Linked DNA regions of Homo sapiens: region 1 is linked to region 2. A link is a loop called in an ENCODE intact Hi-C map of the cell type or tissue named here. Cell type or tissue: heart left ventricle. All regions are shown on one strand.

Evidence for each region. A loop is a pair of places that touch in the nucleus more often than their neighbours do. Peaks named below come from ENCODE experiments on the same cell type or tissue, not always from the same donor. Only the 100,000 strongest peaks of a DNase experiment are listed, where the experiment ranks them.
Region 1: a loop joins it to region 2, with 2.6 times the contacts of the local background. A loop is called at or near these places in 3 of 110 quality-filtered maps.

The regions. Positions count from the first base shown.
Region 1 is chr15:77,328,741-77,336,740 of GRCh38, forward strand. The region is part of intron 2 of PEAK1 (pseudopodium enriched atypical kinase 1); the gene reads right to left. Among named protein-coding and RNA genes, the nearest start is that of PEAK1, 87 kb to the right of the region's middle. In heart left ventricle, no CTCF peak of the experiment used is centred here; no DNase peak of the experiment used is centred here.
Region 2 is chr15:77,408,137-77,416,136 of GRCh38, forward strand. All of the region lies in intron 1 of PEAK1 (pseudopodium enriched atypical kinase 1), which reads right to left. Among named protein-coding and RNA genes, the nearest start is that of PEAK1, 8.0 kb to the right of the region's middle. RefSeq lists an enhancer at 7,530-8,000. In heart left ventricle, no CTCF peak of the experiment used is centred here; no DNase peak of the experiment used is centred here; H3K27ac peaks cover 331 bases.

The sequences.
Region 1 (8,000 bases), 79 kb before region 2:
TGATGGAAAAATTCAAAAAACATAAGCATTATAAACCACATAGTTGTTTTTGGAGCAAAGGAATTATTTTCACTGAAACATTCAGGAAGCAACAACAAACACATCCATCCTGGATCACTAAAAAACTAAACTGAAAATCTACATGCCAATTAGGTAAACAAAGAAAAACAAGTCAAACATGATAAAACATTTATCCACCACATAAATTGCTTAGTAGGCACAGAAAGATACAGAAGGTATAGAAAGCTTTAGATTTAGTTCATGTATTACATTTCGTTAGAATCTACAGTCTAAGATGATATATACTTTCTCTATTTTCATGAAAATGAAACAAAGCACATTTATTTTTAATTAATGGGCTAAGATACAACCAACAGGCCATGAAGTAATTTTGTTGTTTATAGAACAAGTCCCACTACAAATCTGCAATTTACTTGTAAAACATGATTCAGAACCAAAATGCAGAGCAAAACAAAATTTTATCTTGTCCTCTCTTCATGTCACCTGGAGGGGTTCTTCTGAGAGTAAAAAGCCAGAATCTCTATTTTCTAACTAATATTACAGGACTCAACCTTACCACTGAAAGCAAGGATTACTATTATTGACCAACAGAACACTCAAGTTAGGCTTCCAGATAATTAAGGGTTTTGTTTTGTTGATTCGTTGTTTAGGAATGCAATCAAATCCAGATTGTCTATAGCCATGTCTGAATTCCACCCTGAATTTTAATCCCCTCTCTGCCAACCAGCATGCTCTGGACCACTAGACCTCACACCTAAGTTAGAGTAAGCAGGTTTATGAGTGTCTTACTATTTGGTGTAATCAAGCAAATCAGAAAGATAAGTCAGAGGAAAAAAATCATATTTTCTAATAATACATACAAATGATTTTCAGGAAATCAATGATATACCTCTCATTCATTAGCAAGGATGACCTGGACATGACCATTCTGTTGAACTATATTGCACAGTTTTTCATCACTGAGTTATTCTGCATTAGTGATGAGGTAAGAACAGCAGAATACATAAGAAAAAATTGTTCCTTATGGCATTGAATTTATCAATATATGAAAGTGGGTTTCTAGAGTTTACAGAGGAAAACAAGAATGACAGGGAAAATGCTGAATACAGTCCTCTGTAGTGGGGGAAAAAAGTGTAATTTCCTTCCTTGATCAATTACACTAGTCAGTTAACTAATATCTTGGTTCTAATTTAAGAGCTGGACCTATTCACCCTCTGAATCACAAGACAGAAGTGACTACCTAATATTAAAAAGAAAAAAAAATTCTTAAAATTTTAAATGCACATAATACTCTGAAATCAAGAAAAAATACAAAAAAGTAGAAGTCACTTTAGTTTTTTTTTACTGCTTTTAAAATAATATAGAAATTTTGAAAAACATTGGTCTGTATAAAGAAACACAAATCACTAGCAATACTACCAAATAGAGATTAACTATTGACATGTTGATGTACGTATTTCATTATTTCTTTTAACAAGGCTTTGTGGGCAAGAGTTGTAAATCCAGAATCAAACTACTTCTCATCATTGGTCTAAGCTACCATCATCTCTTGACAGGGTTATTACAATCACCTCTTATCTCCATGATTCCATAACAGCTCCTCTCCAATCTATTCTACACCAAACCACTAAAAAGATCTTTTAAAATATCAGTCATATTTCATCCCTCTGCTCAAAACCCTACAATGGCTTCTCATCTCATCAATGTGTGAGTCCAAAGTGCTTACAAAAGGTCCTACAAGGTCCTCCATTTTCACCCCTAACCTCCACTTCTCTCACCCTGTTTCCCATACATTCTCCTCCCTGGTTTAACTGTGCTGGTTAAGCTGACCTCCTTACTCTTGCTGGAATACACACAGTTCCCTCCACAAGGAATACTCTTACCCCAGATGTAAACATTGCTCTCTTCCTCCCTAACTTTCTTCAGGTCTTTATTCAAATATTTTTCAGACACTTCCCTGACCTATGGTATATAAAACGGCATTCTCTCCCTTTCCCTCCCTTGGTGCACCTTATCACCCTACTCTGTTATATTTTTCTCCAATTATCACCAACTGACAAATTATTTGTTCACTGTTCTCTCTCTACTAACTAGAATGTAAGTTCCATGAAGGCAAAGAAATGACCTGTTTTGTTTTTTCCTCACTCAGTGCTCTATCTCTTGGTTCCAAAACAATTCCTGGGATACAGTAGGTACTAAGTATTTGTGAGTGAATGGCTGAGTAATTAGGATCAAAGTATATCTAAAATTTACACTCAACTTTTGTCATTTACTATTAGCATTCCTAATTATTGCATAGCATTCCATTATAGACATATACTATGTAGTACATTGAATCAATTTTCTATTTTATTATGTTTAAAATTTTTACTTATTTATTTATTTTGAGACGAAGTCTTGCTCTGCTGCCCAGGCTGAAGTGTAGTGGCATGATCTTGGCTCACTGCAACCTCCGCTTCCTGGGCGCAACTGATTCTCATGCCTTGGACTCCCCAATAGCTGGGACTACAGGCATGTGCCACCACGCCCAGCTAATTTTTGTATTTTTAGTACACACAGGGTTTTGCCATGTTGGCCAGGCTGGTCTCGAACTCCTGACCTCAGGTGATCCACCTGCCTCGGCCTCCCAAAGTGCTGGGATTACAGGCATGAGCCACCATGCCTGGACAATTTTCTATTTTAACTATTTAGGTTGTTTCTACATTTACTGTATCATAAATATCCTTGTATACACAGAATATCTTTGAAATACATGTCTTCCTGCACAGCTCTGATAATTTCTCTAGGATAAATTATTTTAAGTACAATTGTTGGATCAAAAAGTATTTAGATCATGAATGCTTTTATTTATTTATTTACTTACTTATTTTTTTTGAGATGGAGTCTCATTCTGTCGCCCAGGCTGGAGTCAGTGGCACGATCTCAGCTCACTGCAACCTCCGCCTCCTGGGTCCAAGCAATTCTCCTGCCTCAGCCTCCTGAGTAGCGTGGGACTACAGGCTCGTGCCACCGCGCCCAGCTAATTTTTGTATTTTTAGTAGAGACAGGGTCTCACCATATTGGCCAGGCTGGTCTTGAACTCCTGACCTTGTGATCTGCCTGCCTTGGCCTCCCAAAGTGCTGGGATTACAGGCATAAGCCACTGTGCCCAGCACTCTGAATGCTTTTAATACATTTTCTAAACTGCTCTAGAGGCTGGGCGAGGTGGCTCACACCTGTAATCCCAGCACTTTGGGATGCTGAGCCGGGCGGATCACTTGAGGTCAGGAGTTCAAAACCAGCCTGGCCAACATGGCGAAACTGTCTCTACTAAAAATACGCCACTGCATTCCAGCCTGGGTGACACAGCAAGACTCCATCTCAAAAAAATATAAAAATAAATTTAAAAATAAGTTGCTTTAGAGAATAGCTAGTAATATAAGCTTACATTTCTCCTCACTAACAATGCATATGTGAGTCCTTTTTTGACAAAACACAAAAAGTTGATTTTTTTCCCCCTGAAACTAAACAGGAATACCTGGTCACCATATATTTTTTGTTTGTTGAAAAATTTTTTGGCCGGGTGCGGTGGCTCACACCTGTAATCCTAGCACTTTGGGAGGCTGAGAGGGGCAGATCACGAGGTCAGGAGATTGAGATCATCCTGGCTAACACGGTGAAACCTCATCTGTACTAAAAATACAAAAAAATTAGCCAGGTGTGGTGGCGGGTGCCTGTAGTCCCAGCTACTCGGGAGGCTGAGGCAGAAGAATGGCATGAACCCGGGAGGCGGAGGTTGCAGTGAGCCAAGATTGCACCACTGCACTCCAGGCTGGGCAACAGAGCAAGACTGAGTCTCAAAAAATAAATAAATAAATAATAGGAAAGTTAGAGGAAAATATAAATTTTATTAGTTAATGGACAGTGGTTGTTTCCAAGCACCCTGTCCCATGGTGGCATTATCATTTTTAAAAGCTTTACCAATCTGGTAGATTTTAAAAGGTACTTCATTTTTTTTTAACGGTACCTTATTATTTTCCATTTCTTTGTTTACTAATGAGTTTGAGGATGCTTTCCCACATTTATCAGTAGATTTTAAAAGGCACTTCATTTTTTTTAATGGTACCTTATTGTTTTATTATCCATTTCTTTGTTTACTAATGAGATTGATGATGCTTTCCCACATTTATTGGTTGATTTTGTTTTCCATGACAAACTGCCCTATTCATGACTGCTCCTTTTCCTATTCAGGCATTCATTTCTTATTGACTTATAAGTGCTCTTCATACATTAAAGGTGTTAAATTTTTATCACATGGCATAAATATTCCTTCATATTTGACATTTGCCTTTCAATTTTGTTGATGGTATTTGATACATAATTTTTTGTGCAACTAAAACACTTTATTTATTTATTTATTTATTTATAGCAAAGAGGTCTCACTTTATTGCTCAGGCTGGTCTTGAACTCCTAGGCTCAAGCCATCCTCCTTTCTCAGCCTCCTAAAGTGCTGGGATTACAGGCACGAGCCACTGTGCCGGATTCAATCACTTTTTGTGTGTTATTATTTGTTTAATTTTGCATTTAGAAGAGCACTTCTATATACAACCAACATGCTATCAAGTTAGAAACCAATGGTGGTTTTGTGGTTTCTAACTGAGTAGAAGTCTGGGTATTTTTTCTTCTTTTTGCTTGTATATTTCTTTTCTCTAACAACTATATAAGCTTATCTAAGAATAAATATTTTCTTAAACATTAAAAATAGAAAATAATTTCTCCACTACTTGATTATATATTTACACACACACATTTCCTTATGTTTTTATTCTATTTTAAAATGTTTTCATTATTTTAACCATCTGAAATCTTAGCTCATGGCATGAAGTACAACTCTAGTTTTATATTCTTGTGATAATTTTAAGTCAATATTCTTACCACTTTTGTTTACTAATTCATTCTCCTAATGAATTGAAATGGCTTCACTATCATACATTAATCTGTATTATTTTAGGACTCTACCTTGTTCCATTCTTAGTCAATATCATATGGTTTTAATCATTGCAGATTTATAAAAATCTTCTAATATATGGTGGTGCAATTCCAACTTCATAATGCTACTCCTTCAAAAATTTTCTTTTAAACTTATTCTACAACAATTTCAGACCAATTTTGTTAAATTTCCCTATTTCATCCCACTTCTGAATCAAAAATGTTAATTAGATTTTGATTAGAATTGCATCAAATTCATAGATTTGGGAAGAATTAATATAAGACTGAGTCCTGCTTATTAGAAACATGTTTAATCTCTGTACTTATTCAACTCTCTTTATGTTATCCTGTAAGGTTTTTAAAAAATAATTTGTACTTGTTTTATCGTTTCTAAATACTTAAGAGATTTTTTTTCTCCATTGTAGTTTCCAACTAGGTATTCCTTGAATATTGAGAAAGTACTGACTTCAGTACATTTAGACGTAACTAACCACATAATTTTAGTTCAAATAGGCTTTCAGGTAATTTTCCTAGATTTTCTGGTAGATCACTTGTGCATAATAGTAATGCTGTCTTCTCTTTTGAAATGACTGCCCAACCATGTAGTGTTTCTGGTCCTGACACCAGAAGGAAGGCCTTTTATTATTCCAGGAAGAAGAAATATTTTCCAGATGAAGGTCTCCCATCTTGCCAGGCTTCTACTTGTACCTGCTTATCCTTGTTTCCGAGAAGTAGAGGAGATTTAGTCAGATTTATTCAGCATCTCTTCCACTCACGACCCAGGCAGTTTGCTCTTTCATGCGAGAATTTATGGGTTGGTTCTCTATACCTCCATCAACTCGGTTCCTTTCATATTGTCTCTAGCATAAATGCCTACAATTACGAAAAGTCCAGCAGGAAATATTTTCATATTTTTATTTGTATTACTTTTGGATCAGCATCATTTCCATCTATTTTTTTAACAATGTGTGTGCTACATCTCTCTCTTTCTGATATTCTTGCTGTTTGTACAATACATTTTATCTCCTGACCTGTCTTCCTTTTGTCTTATTTTGTCATTTTGATTTATTTTTGTAGTGTCTAATTTGCTATTCACTGCATCCAGAGATTTTAATTTGGCAACTGTATTTTCATGCCTTCAGAATCCTGTCAGATTGCTTCCTTTTTATTACTGATATCCAGCTTCCCCAGGTTTAATGACTAAACCTTTTTGAGAACACAAATCTCAACAGATTGCTAGTTGAGCTATCCAGCAATCTGAACAGGGTTTGAGGCAGGAGGGTTGGTAGCTGGGAACTTAGTGACTAGGCCACCTATGTGGACAGGTTTCTTCTAGGGAGGTGCTATAAGCAAACTCTAGATCTATAAACAGTGTTCACAAATGCTTCTGGTCAAAGAGCCAAGAGAGGGATTTAAACACTGTGCTTTGTAGGAACATGCATTAAGTTTACTGTCCCTCCCAACTTAAGAGTCCTCTCTCAGAAAGATTCTCCTTCAGGGGCTCCTCCTCAATTACTTCTTTCATTCCAGGACCATAAGCAATGCTGCCTAACAAAGATTATTCTGGGTTTTCTGGCATGAGTGGCATTAAGCTCTAGCTTCTAATACACATGCAGTGTTTTTCCCATTCATCTATGTATCTAGTGGTCTTTTTAATGGAAATTTAGATGGGTGAAGATAGGAAACTTTTTTTTCTGCTATTTTGCCCAATACTGTTGTCTGTATTCTTATCACTATACATCACGTTGATGCTTACTACTTTGTTTCAAGAGACAGGGTCTGGCTTGTTGCCCAGGTTGGATCACAGTGACATGATCATAGCTCACTGCAGCCATGAAGTCTGGGCTTAAGCGAACCGCCTGACACAGCCTCCTGAGTATCTAGGACTACAGGCGTGCACTACCACATGCAGCTAATTTTTTGCTGCTGTTGTAAAGACAGGGTCTTGCCCAGGCTGACCCATGTTGCCCAGGCTGGTCTCAAACTACTGACCTCAAATAATCCTCCCACTTCAGCCTCCCAAAGTGCTCAGATTACAGGTGTGAGTCACTGTACACAGCCCTCTCACTACTTTTAATTAATCCATGCTTCTAGGTAATGGTTTCCAATCTCCATTTTACCAATTCAAAGAGACTTGACAACATGCCATCCTTCCCACCCCAATCATTGCACTTCAGGAAACAAATGCCACAATAAGAACACCTATCTCTTTCTGGGAAATCTTTTACCAGGTTAGGTATAATGATGGACTAGTAGGACTCCAAATGGTCAGAGTTAATAGACCCAGGTATCTCTGTGTCTTAATTTTTGAAGGTAAGATAACAAGAATAACAGTGCCATTAAAAGACTGCTATGAAAGACTAAACAGTGAGTGCCAACTTCTCTGAGATGAAGCAAAGGGGTCTCTCCAAAAGACAGATGAGCACAAGACCTGCACCTACTTGTTCTACAACCACAGAGCTTCAGGGGCAGAGAATCAGCCTCATTCATGTTTGCATTCCAAGAACCACAATGGGCACAAAGAATCTAATCATTTACATCTTGCAGAACTAAACTGTCCACATGGCTGGTAGGCAGAGTTACTTGCAACGAGGGCTCACCCTCATATTCTCTCACCAAAAAGCTCTCATTATAGAGACGTTTACTAGGAACCAAGGCAGCTTTTCCACTCAGGAGTCCCTTCTGAGTGAGGGGTTAATGGTAACCTACTTTGGTTTTATATTATTCACACATAAATAATTTGGCCGTTTGCTAATCATGTCTATAAAAGCAGCTCTTCAGTTGCTTGTTGCTTGTTGCCCACATGAAATATAGAGTCTGTGAATCCTCATGCACTGCTCAAAGCAGTAAAAACTATCTAGTCATCCTACAGAGCAATCTGGCAATACCTGGTGAACTTAATAATGGACATCCAACAACAGATCAATCACATTCTTGATTATATACCTCTATAAAATAAAATGAAGATTATCACTGCAACATTATTAATGGCACATGGAGTTGAATACACC
Region 2 (8,000 bases):
GTATACACATATATACATACACACACACACACACACACACACACACACACACCCTGGAATACTACTCAGCCATAAAAAAGAACAAAATAATGGCAGTGGCAGCAACCTGGATGGAATTGGAGACCATTATTCTAAGTGAAGTAACTCAGGAATGGAAAACCTGAGAACTTACAAGTTTTCACTTCTAAGTGGGAGCTAAGCTATGAGGATGCATAGGCATAAGAATGATAAAATGGACTTTGGGGACACAGGGGGAAGGGTGGGAGGGGGGTGAGGGGTACACATGGGGTACAGCGTACACTGCTTGGCGATGGGTGCACCAAAAATCTCAGAAATCACCACTAAAGAACTTATCTGTGTAACCAACCACCACCTGTTCCCTGAAAACCTATGAAATAAAAATTTAAAAAAAAAAACAGTCTAGGAATACTGCTGCAGAAACAGTTTTTCAAATGAAGTAGAGAACTGGCATTAGAAGATATTTTCTACTGTTTCTCCAATGCCTTAACTCTTCTTTCACACAAACCTCCACAATTAAAAAACTACTTCATACTCAAATAAAATCTACAAATATTGTAGCACGCCTAGAAAGAAGGCAGTTTTTCAGCATTTGAAATATTCAACTAATTATTCCAAAATATTTAAGAATTGAAGCAGGATGTGATGGCTCATGCCTGCAATCACAGCACTTTGGGAGGCTGAGGCGGGAGGATCACCTGAGCCCAGGAGTTTGCAATCATCCTGGGCAACACAGGGAAACTGTCTCCAAAAAATAATTTTAAAAATTAGCCGGATGTGGTGGCATGCCCCTGTGGTCCCAGTTACTCAGGAGGCTTAGGTGGGAGGATCGTTTGAGCCCGGGAGGTCAAGTCTGCAGTGAGCCATGATCATGCCACTGCACTCCAGCCTAAGTAACGGAGTGAGACCCCATCTCAAAAACAAACAAACACAAAAATATTTAAGAGTGGTACCATGGCATCTTCCCTTGCGATAACAAAACTGAATCTACTTTGAAAATTAAGAGGGGACCCTAACTTTAAACAATAAAAGTGCTCCTGTCAATGTGGGTGAAAGTATAAATGTACTGGGAAAATTAAAATCTTTATTTTTAAATGGAATATTTCTATCATCTTTTATATTATTTAGCACACACATGATACTATGCTTCAGGCATTATTTTAAGTACTTTTCAAATATGAGCTCATTAAAAACCCTCTGAGGTTGATGCTATCACTTCCCCCATTTTACACATAAGAAAACTAAGGCACCAGGAAAGAAAGTGATTTTCCCAAGTGGTAAAGATGAGATTCAGCTCCAGGCAGTCTGGGTCCCAAATCCATGTTCTTAACCACAATGTTGCTTACTCTCAGAAAGTAACATGCTCATGAAAGCCCAGTGTTTGACGCATAGTTAAGCATTTAATAAAAATCTGTTCAACAAATAAAAGAAAAAATGGAGATGGCAAAAAGCAGAAAACCCATTACTCACTGTCTCAACATATCATTATGAGTATAGTGGTATACTTTCTGTCAGTGTTTTTTCTTGTTCACAGAGGGATTTGTTTTCCTTTAACACTCAGCATATGCAATTTTGAGAAAATAAAAAACCTTAAGATACTAGCCTCTTAGCATTTTTAGAATAACAGTTAAAAACTGAACACTTGTATATATGCATGACATATATTCTAATTTCACCTCACAACCCCATAAAGTAAGTACAAGTATTATCCTTATTTTACAAATGAGGAAACTGAAGCACAGTTAAGAAACTAACATAAAGTCACATGGCCAGGAAGTGGCTGAGCTGGTAAATTCAAATCCAGGCAGTGTGACTTCTGAACTAGAATTCTTGACTATTCTTGGAGGGCAGGTTATGAGCTACTTGAAAGACAGTAATCGTGGTTTTTTTGTTTTGTTTTGTTTTTTGGTGTGTGTGTGTGTTTTTTTTTTTTTTAGACAGAGTTTCGCTCTTTTTGCCCAGGCTGGAGTGCAATGGCACGATCTTGGCTCACCATGATCTCGGCTCACTGGAACCTCTGCCTCCCAGGTTCAAGTTATTCTCCTGCCTCAGCCTCCTGAGTAGCTCCTCAGCCTCCCAAGTGATTCTCCTACCTCAGCCTCCCGGGATTACAGGCATGCGCCACCACGCCCAGCTAATTTTGTATTTTTAGTACAGATGGGCTTTCTCCATGTGGGTCAGGCTGGTCTCGAACTCTCGACCTCAGGTGATCTGCCTGCCTTGGCCTCCCAAAATGCTGGGATTACAGGTGTGAGCCATCGCACCCGTCTGTGATCATGTTTTTACAAAGTGGTATGATTTGTTTGGCTTGGCCTAAAATGAGGATGTTACCTTACAGATTTATTTTGTTTTACACTAACTCTGACTTAAACAATGAAAATTTTTAATATCTTCAGCTTTCTTGAACAAGCTAAATAAATCTTCATGTCTTAAATTTTATAAGGGTAAAGTACCTTATTGAAATCTTTCATTCAACAAATATTTGAATATCCACTACTTGTTAGGAACTGTGCTAATAAGATACAGTCTTTGCACTCAATGCATTGGCTCTTTCCACTCAGCATATAAATATGCTCAGATTTCTCACAACTAATAAATACAACACACTGGTCCATAAACCTGGATAATAGCTTTGTCGACTATTCGGAGGTAGAAATAAGAATGGAATCCTGCAATTACCTGCCCCCTATCCTACAAAGTAGATACACCTGTTATTTTTCTTGTAGTTCCTGAAGAGTGACTGACACTTAAATAATTACTAGATAGGTGCTATTTGCCTGCCTCATGCCATACTACCACCTCTTATCAGCTGGCAATGAAAGCCTACCTATTTTTAATGCAAAGGGGTTGAAATTAAAATGTTTTACTAAAACTTTGGTTTACCAGGCTACATGTTGTAATTATTTTTAAAATTCTAAAATTGTTATTTTGGGTTTGACTTTAATAACCAGATGATAAATGTGAATGTCTAAGACCACATGTGAAAGAAATAGTTAAAAAAAAAAAAAGGTGGGGCAAATTCACGGCAGATGGTAAGGCCAACCCTGCTTGATTTACAACCCTGCTTGTAAATGGAAACATTTGATTGTATGCAGTCTGAAGTTAAATCCTATTGATTGTGAAAAGGTAGCAGAGAGCCAAAAATTAAAAAGTCGAGGGCAGCAGAAACACTCCTCATCAGTTCACTGAGTGGCTTAATTGATAGCCAATGACTACAGGCACAATTAACAACCCAAGACCTAATAATGGAAAGGAAGTAAGAACAGAAACAACCTCCGAAACTAATGTTAACATATGGAGAAACTTCTACTGGTTGATAATTACTAGTGTGTACATAAAGCCTTGACAAGTTTCTTGACGCACACATGCTTACATCGGTGTTTAAATATAGCTGACACATATTTGAGTTCATAGTTTCTCATGTCCACATTCTCTAATAAGCTTCATTAGTACTTCATACCTTTTTTTTTAAATACAGTCTTGCGATGTCACCTAGGCTAGAGAGCAGTGGTGCGATCATAGCTCACTGCAGCCTTGAACTTCTGGACTCAAGTAATCCTCCTGCCTCAGCCACTTAAGTAGCTAAAACAGGCATGGGCCAGCACACCCAGCTAATACTTTTTTACTTTTTGTAAAGATGGGGGTTGGGGGTGGGTCTCACTACCCAGGCTGGTCTCAAATTCCTGGCCTCAAGTGATCCTCCCGCCTCATCCTCCAAAAGAGCTGAGATTACAGGCATGAGCCACCACACCCAGCCCCTAGTACTTTATATCTTTATCAGGTATGTGGCCTTCTACTGCTATTCTCTTTTTAAGTCTGTAATTTGTCTTATAAATTTATGGAGGGAGTGATGTTAACCCCAAACATAACTTGGTATCTTGCAAATAATAGGTATTAAGTGTTTATTAATGATATGAAATCCACCCTATAACCACACCTCAGCCCTTATCATTATGTGGAACTGCTCCTCCTTATCTCTCTGACTGGAATGCCCCATGGGCCAGTCCTTAAATTTCTTCTCTTCTCTAGCTACCCTCACTCCTCAGGTGATCTAATCTATACTGACAAGTCCCAAATGTAACCTGGACCATTCTTCTCTGAACTCTAGATTCCCATGTTCAACTGCTGACTTAATATCTCTATTACTTAGCATGTCTATTAGACATCTCAAAAACTTAACCAGTCTAGAACAGAACTCCTAAACTCTCCCCAAAAACCTGCTCTGCACCGTCCTCAAGTCTTCCTCATTTCTATTAATGACAACTCTATCCTTCCAGTTGCTCAAGTCAAAAACCTTGGAGTGATCCATTACTCTTTTCTTTTCACATTCTACAACCAATCCATCAGTAAATCTATCTGTATCAAAACATATCCAGTTAGAGTCACAGACAATCAGTATATTTATATTTTTATATACAGAAATACAGATTTTTACATAATTGTACATGGATACGTGGATTAGTATACATACATGCATTTCCTAGTTCTTTCCACTGAGAAAGTCTAGGAGCAATGATACTCCACAGCAATGAGCACACTTAGCATCCAGATCTTGGCTTCAAAATATCATCCTCCAATGAAAGGAACCAAGGTTCCTTAGAGAAATAATTGATTCTAGGGCTGAGGTAGGAAAAAAAAACAAGATGAACCTGAAGCATGTGGTAGTGTCAGAGAATAAAGAAGTGTGCATGTACATACGCATAAAAAAAGGATAGAAATATGCCAAAAAGACACAGAAGTAGACCTAAAAGAGATCCCAAGGGCCAAAACTGGAATAATTTGAGCAACAAAATAATGATAGCATTTAATTCTAACACTAAGAATAAAATAAATATCTATGAATTTGAACTGAGATAAATGATTAGATAGAAGGGAAAACCTTCCTTATAGAAGAATTCTAATTAATAAATGTAGAAAGAATGAGGAAAATTTAAAAAAGTACCTTCAGAAGCCACAGCAATAATTGCTGCAGGCAAGATCCACTAATGAATGCTAAAATTAGTGGGCAGAAACAGGATACTGGCAAAGCCTCAAAGTAGCTCTCTCAAAATATTTACCAATTACTGTGGTGGTTTTAATATATGTCCACAAATTCTTTTATACTTCTCCCTCCAGGAAGTGGAGTTTAATTTCCATCCCTTTAAGTGTGGGCTACACTTAGCAACCTGTTTCTAGTGCACGGACTATGGGAAAGGAAAAATAGTAACTTTACAGTGGACAAACCTAGCAGAAACCACCGTAACAGAGTGCTCACAAGTGATAAATTATTTGATATCATGCACCTCCTGTATGAAATAATAGGGGCACTTCACCTTTGCAGTACTCTCCCCCAAAATCCATAACCCCAATCTAATCATGAGAAAACATCAGACAAACCTAAACTGAAGAACATTCTACAAAATACTTGTGTCAAGGTTATAAAAGATAAGAAAAGACCAAGAAACTGCCACACATTGGGAGAGACAAAGAAGACAACTAAAGCAATGCAATATCAAGGTTTGGATAACAGAATGGAAAAAGAATACTAGAAAAACTGGTAAAATATTAAAGCAGTTTGAAGCTTGGTTGAAGCATCGTACCAATACTAATTTCTTAGCTTGATAAATGCACCATGGTTATGTAGGATGTTAACATTAGAGGAACCCAGGTGAAGAGTATATAGCAGCAGTTTTTCTGTTTGTTTCTTTGAGACAGGGTCTTACTCTGTTGCCCAGACTGGGGTGCAGTGGTGCAATCATGGCTCACTACAGCCTCTACCATCCAGGCTCAAGTGATCCTCTGACCTCAGCCTCCTAAGTAGCTAGGCCCACAGGCACATGCCACCACACCCGGCTAATTTATTATAGTTTTTAGAGATGAGGCCTCCCTATGTCGCCTAGGCTGGTCTTAAACTCCTGGGCTCAGACGATCTTCCCACTTCAGCCTCCCATAGTACTGGGATTACAGGAATAAGCCACCACACCCAGCCTGCATTTTCTTTCTTTTCTTTCTTTCCTTCCTTCCTTCTTTCTCTTTCCTTCCTTTCCTTCTGTCTTTCCTTCCTTCTTTCCTTCTTTTTTTTTTTTTTTTTTTTGAGACAGGGTCTTGCTCTGTCACCCAGGCTGGAGTGCAGTGGCACAATCACAGTTCACTGCAGATTGAACCTCCCAGGCTCAAGTGATCCTCCCACCTCAGCCTCCTGAGTAGGTGGGACTACAGGTGTGCACCACCATGCCTAGCTAATTTTTTGTATTTTTTTTTTTTTTTTGTAAGCGACGGGGTTTCACCATTTTGCCCAGGCTGATCTTAATGTCCTGACCTCAACCCACCTTGGCCTCCCAAAGTGCTGGGACTACAGGTATGACCCACTATGCCAGGCCCAATTACTGTATTTTCTATCTTATCCTCTGACTTGAAACGAACATGGTTTGGACAAGAAAGAATGGGCTTTGAATCCTGGTTCCATCACTTGACAGGGTGTGTCTGAATATGTTATTTAACCTTTCTAATCCTCAGTTTCTTCATCTGAAGGAGAACAAAGGAAATAATATAAGGTAAATAACAAAATTGTTGAGTTAGTGTTAGGATCAGAATTAGGTATTAAAGTGTCTAGCACATAGGAGGTACTCCACAAATAGAAGCTAGTATTATTTGCTCTTCATTTGCTCTACAGCTTCACACTGACTTCTAGCATTTCATGCTCCTCATTTTCTCCCAACTGGATCACCTCCTTACAGGCTTCCAGCTCATAATCCAGGAGGACTCCATAGTTCTTCAGTAGAGCTACAATACTCAATATCATTAATTCCCTCAACCAACTGTCCTTCAGATATCTCTACCAAACAGATATCTACAAAGCAGCAGATAACAGCCTGGGCAGAATTTAAACCCAAGCTGTTCATCTTACAAACAAGGAGAGTAACAGTAACAATACATAACTCATAAGGTTCTTGAGAGTATTAAATAGTTTCTTCAGATAGTCTGATCACTCACTGCTGGAGAAAAATCAACCACGAAAATTGGTACTGCTACAAATGTGAGGTCTACAATCTGAAATAAACAGGTCCTCAATGCTAACTAACAATCCTTCTTCAGTTTCCTAGTCATGTAACTAACAATCCTTCTTCAGTTTCCTAGTCATGTGTCTGTTTACCTCTCTCTCCCTTACCTCCACCCCATCCACTGTTAGCCATTCCCTTGGAAGCCGTTTACAAAGAGTATGTATAAACTACAGACTATCTTTTTTTCCATTCCTTTCACAGGGGTGGATTAATTTTACCTGGCTTTTTTGTTTGTGTGTGTGTTTTTTAAGAGATAGGGTCTCATTATGTTGCCCAGGCTGGCCTTCAACTTCTGGGTTCAAGCGATCCTCCTGCCCCAGCCTACTGAGTAGATGGGACTACAGGCACATGCCACAGCACTTGGCCTCACATACATTGTTTAAAAACTCCTATTCTACCACGTTCCCTTCACTCTTAGCAGATGATCAAAAATTACACAAGACATGTCATCAACTCTTCCTTCCTGCCCTGTCAGTTACAAACTTATTTACATTGCCATCCATCTCCTTCCTTTCTGCTCACTGGAAAAGTGAGACTACCTTCTACTTAAGACCAACTTCTCTGCCTACGCCCTGGATCCCATTCCTTATTACCTTCAAATCCTTGTCTCCATCCACCAGCCAGTCTCCCACGCCCACCAAACACACACATATACACTCTTCTTCAGTTTCTCCTCTCCAGTGGCTCTTTCCAGGCTCACATTAAGAATGTCCAAGATTCTCTAAATCCCAAGTATCTCCCCCTGCTTAAAGACTCCTTCAGAGTCCTTTGTTGAAAACATTGTACCCCTCTCAATTAGCTACACTTACAGTTGTCATTCACTTTTCAACACCCACCCCCATGCATTACAATGTAGCTAAGTGCTCTAGCTGAAGTTATAAAAGACATCCTAATCACCAAGTCTCAGAGACTTCATTAGGTCTTTATCTTACTTTTCCTTTT